2 separate regions of the Homo sapiens genome follow, and region 2 is linked to region 1. Evidence: chromatin loops called from intact Hi-C (ENCODE). Cell type or tissue: mammary epithelial cell. All regions are shown on one strand.

Region 1 (2,500 bases):
TCAGGTCCCTCCCACAACGTGTGAGAATTATGGGAGCTACAATTCAAGATGAGATTTGAGTGGGGACACAGCCAAACCATATCAGATACTTTTTTTTTTTTTTGAGACGGAATCTTGCTCTGTCGCCCAGGCTGGGGTGCAGTGGCACGATCTCAGCTCACTGCAACCTCTACCTCCCGGGTTCAAGCGATTCTTCTGCCTCAGCCTCCTGAGTAGCTGGGACTACAGGCTCCCACCACCACACCCAGATAATTTTTGTGTTTTTAGTAGAGACAGGGTTTCACCATATTGGCCAGGCTTGTCTCGAACTCCTGAACTTGTGATCCGCCTGCCTTGGCCTCCCAAAGTGCTGAGATTAGAGGTGTGAGCTGCTGCGCCTGGCCCAGATACTATGTTTTTCCATTGTAGTTCATAAGTGTCTGGTGGGGAAATACTGTAAATATCTTGCTTCTCATCACATTTTTACTAAGTTTAGCCCAGTTTAGCCAGTTTATTAAGTTTAACAGTCCATTGATGATTGTTTCCTGAAACAAATTATCATACAGTTTACCATGTAGTGACTTTTCTATTCACATCATTCCTTCTATATCTATTAGTTAGCATTTTACCATAATAAAGAGTTTTTCTTTCCTCTTCATTTAGCTTTGTATTCATTTGTTAACTTACATTAGTATAGACTCATGGAATCTTATTTTGTTAAATTGATTATGCATCAAAATCATCATTTTGTTTATTTGTTTTTTTTTCTTAAATTGTGCAGATGGTAAAATTGGATGGGTGGCAGAGATGGCTTTGAGTACTCTTGTTTCAGTTTGGGGGTGTGCCAAACAGCAGGCCCAGAGGATAAGCATTCATGTGGTTTACACCAGTTTAACAAGGACCAACATGAAAGAGAAAATAGTTGTAGATTACTCTGAAATATATTGTTTCCTCTGTGTTTCAGGAAATAAAAAGGGTCAGTTGGAGGTAGTTTAGTCACTAAGGCCACTGCAACTTCCTCTCTTAACTCTTAGCAGCTGGAGATGTTTTGCTGTAGACACACAGTTTGAACATAAAAGGTAAAGGAGAGTCAGTATCGCTGTGTTGGCACAAGATGGCAGCAGTCATCCATTGATTTTGCAGCTCAAGGCCTACAGATTTTAAATTAATGGTGTCTTTTGTCTTCGCAGGGACTTCAGTACTAGTGCTAATAACATCCAGATTGATAAAACCAAGCCTTTGTGGCACAACTATTTCTTATGTGGACTTAAAGGAATTCAGGTAAATTGGTTTATAAGGCACTTACTACCAGTTGAGATTATCATGTGTATTCTGTCAGATTTATTTTATTTACTACATCTTTTTCATCTCCTTACAGTACTAACCGATGCTTCTGTTCTATTTTGCTAGTTTGTGTTTCAGAGAGTGGGGAAGATATGACTGTTTTGGGGTGGTGTTCACAGGGGGCAGTAGTGGTTTTTATACAGCTGGCTGTTCATAAATAGGTGCATCTGACAAACATCTGTCTGGTTTTAAAATCTTTGTTTAAACATACTTTTGAGGATATGTTTTAATACTATTATTTACATTTATACTTGGGATGTATAGGGGTATACTGTAATAGGATTTAGAGTCAGCCCAGGTTTGAATCTGGGCTCTTCTCAGCTGTGGTAATTTAACCTCTTAAGTCTCAGATTTATCCATAAAATGATGTCATTGCTATCCTGACAAAGAGTTGTTAAAAGAATTACATAAAGCTTGATGGTAGCCATTTAATAAATGGTAGCTAGTATTGTTATTGCTACTTCAGATGGGATTAAAAAAAGATATAATGAAATGTATTAGTATAAGTATTTTCCAAGAAACATTGAATAATTACTTTGAAAATCTCTAATGTTACATACAAGAACAAGAAAATAAAATGTTTTCACTCTCATAATTGAAAAAGTATCAAGGACCAAAAGAAAATTGATATTTGCTGTTTTTAGAGCCACTTTTATATTGCAATAATTATTTTAGATGTAGTGACTTGCATAGAATCATAGTAGGACAATAAGAAGTAAATTTTGCCTTTGTGAGCTAAAAGTAAACAAACAAACTGACCCATGTTTTAGAGAGCTTGTGTTCCTTACTGCCTGGCAGTCCTATCTGAAACTTTGTAATGAGCAGCTAGGACTTAGTGGCACATCCATTACAGAAATACATCAAATTTATTTCTAATGTGTAGTCCTATACTGTAACAGTGGTGGTTTTTGTTCTTAAAGTTAATGAATTCATTTCTTTCTTTCTTTTGTGTTTTCCTTTCTCTCAGACACATGGTAATAACTTACAGGAAAAGTTATTGGCAGGTTTTAAATCTTCAAATCATCTGGCTTATCATATGCATTAGTGGGAATTACAGTATTTGGAAGCATTTGCCTGGCAAATGCAATTTTAATCTTCCTTGTAACAACATGCCTTTTTGCAGCATATGGGTAAAGTGGCCTAAATAATGCATGTTGCTTTGTGTTATTTTTGAGCA
Region 2 (2,500 bases), 670 kb after region 1:
GATGGGAATATCTTAGCAAATTTCCAAATTCCAGGATGTAGGAGAGTAAACATAATGAAAATACAATATCTTGAATGTTTAAAATGACCTAAAAGCTAAATCACCATCTTGAGCTGTGTTTGAACTAGGGGATCTTGATAGATTTGGTACTTAAGACTGTCTGAGCTTCAAGGGCTTAAGAACCACTATCTGGCAGGCATGCTGTTAAATAATGGAAAGCACAAGACTAAAGACAATTGATGAAATCTTCTAGGAATTCCAGGACATCTATATATAAAATAAATTCATCAATTTGAGGTACAATGTAATACGATCCAGCTTAAAATAGTCCTCTGAGAAACATATTTTTTAAAAAAAATTTAACAAGAAGAAAAATGATGGTACTTACTGAATTGGCATAGCCATTATAATAGGATAGAACATTTTAAGCAAAAATTGTATTCAGCTTAAAAAATAGAATAAATCTTCTAGGAAAAAAACTAGACACCAAAATATAGAGGGTTGTTCCAAATGGAAACGCCCTCCAAATGCTCTAGATCTAATTAGCAGTAGCTATAAAGCAATCCTGCTCACATCCCATGCATCTCTGCCATCTAAGAGGAAGATTGTATGGTGACATAGCACACTTAGAAGTGGCATTCTACTGTTCTCTCCAAAATGGAAAGATGATGCCCTTAAAGGAAGGGAAATTCCTCTTCAAGAACAGTTGAGTGCAGGCTTTGAAGTAACATAAGGCAAGCTGACAAACCTACAGAAGCTTCAACCACGACCAGAGAACTATCCAGCATGGGTCATAACTGGCATTTACAAAATGAGCACTCAGGAGAACATGGAGAGTGAGAGAAGACCAGAAAGTGAATATTGTGTCTTTTGGCGAAATGAAATTACTCATCCTGTGTAGAAAATATTTATTAAAATGGTTTTATGCTGAGGCTCCTCTGAAAGAAGAGAATGTCCACTTACCAAAACAACTGTTTTAGCCCTCAGCTGTCTAATTATTTGAAAATGTAACACCAATTGTTTACATACTAAGTTTAAAAATAAAAATGATACAAAAAGATACATTAACTTCTAGCTCAATATCTCCTTCTGCTGTCCAAGACCAAAATCACATCTGCATTTAGGAACCCAGAGGTCACATGGTTCCAAGAATCATATCACACATTTAACAATCAGTTTGCAGAATCAAAGAAAAAGATGTATAAAGTCAGAGTGCTATGTGTGAAATTTAGGGAGTTACAAAGGGGAGAGGGAAGTAGAACAGACATGAAAAATCATTGTTGTAAGTGAGAGGATCAGACTTTCCCATCAGATAACTATGTCAGGGAATCCTCCTCACAGTCATGAAAATGTACAGTGCCAAATAATAAAGAAAGCAAGGGAGACAAGTTCCTTGGAAATGAACATTTCTCTGACAATGTTGCAGAGCTCATAAATTGTGACTTCAGAAAGCACCACAGGGAAAACATCTCCTGAGTACTCCTTTTGAGTAAAGTTCTCACTCGCTGTATAAATGACTCAATCTGTTTTCCCCTTAGAGAGTAAAAACATTCCAAAGAAGGGTGAAGTTCATGAAAGTATTGGCTGAAATTCTATTTACTTAGGATTTTTTTCTCCTTAAACTGTCTTCCTAACATCTCACATGAACCCTTTTCCAGGCAGAAAAGGGACAGTTTTTCTGGCTCTGCTGAAATTGTCACTGCACTTTCTCTGTACAGGCCAACGTCTCTTGGCCAGATTGGGCTTTCATATTTTTAGACCTTTGCCCACGCTCTGTAGCTGTCATTTCTTTTTCTTCCTGGAATTTAGCTCTTCAAACACCAGCTGGTTCTCACAAAAACGATTTATTAGGAAGGGAAAAAGCTACACATAACTCCCTTCAATGACTATGAGCTATACATTTTTGAAGCGTACACACAATGCTTAACCACATAATACAAATAACAAATGCTAAAACAAAAGAGTGCCTGTTTTTTCCAAGCTGCGTAATGAAGGGCAGTTTATTACAATTCTTGGCATGCAGAATCGCATTAACAGTTGAGGCAACTGTGGCATTCACAGCCCCATGTCACTACAAGCACAGCAAAGCATAGTTAGGCACATACTGGCTTGCATACAACCTATAAAGAAGAAAAGAGGATGGTTGGAAAAAAGAGTCGTTTAGTCAGTCCTCTTAAGGCACTCTATATTGAAAGGTTAAATTGATCTGTTGTGGCCAGGCACAGTGGTTCATGCCTGTAATCCCAGCATTTGGGGAGGCTGAGGCGGGCAGATCACCTGAGGTCAGGAGTTCAAGACCAGCCTGAACAACATAGAGAAACCCCCATCTCTACCAAAAATACAAAATTAGCTAGGCTTGGTGGCACATGCCTGTAATCCTAGCTACTCGGGAGGCTGAGGCAGGAGAATCACTTGAACCTGGGAGGCGGAGGTTGCAGTGAGCCAAGATGGCGCCATTGCACTCCAGCCTGGGCAACAAGAGCAAAACTCCGTCTCAAAA

The links. Hi-C counts contacts between places; a loop is a spot of excess contacts. Peaks named below come from ENCODE experiments on the same cell type or tissue, not always from the same donor. Only the 100,000 strongest peaks of a DNase experiment are listed, where the experiment ranks them.
Region 2: a loop joins it to region 1, with 5 times the contacts of the local background. A loop is called at or near these places in 9 of 110 quality-filtered maps.

What each region holds. Positions count from the first base shown.
Region 1 is chr15:49,234,682-49,237,181 of GRCh38, forward strand. GALK2 (galactokinase 2) reads left to right here. Exons shown (of 10, transcript NM_002044.4): 4 at 1,170-1,260. Among named protein-coding and RNA genes, the nearest start is that of GALK2, 66 kb to the left of the region's middle. In mammary epithelial cell, a CTCF peak has its summit at 1,085 (motif pointing right); no DNase peak of the experiment used is centred here.
Region 2 is chr15:49,901,399-49,903,898 of GRCh38, forward strand. All of the region lies in intron 20 of ATP8B4 (ATPase phospholipid transporting 8B4 (putative)), which reads right to left. Among named protein-coding and RNA genes, the nearest start is that of ATP8B4, 220 kb to the right of the region's middle. In mammary epithelial cell, a CTCF peak has its summit at 1,099; a DNase peak (open chromatin) is centred at 1,983.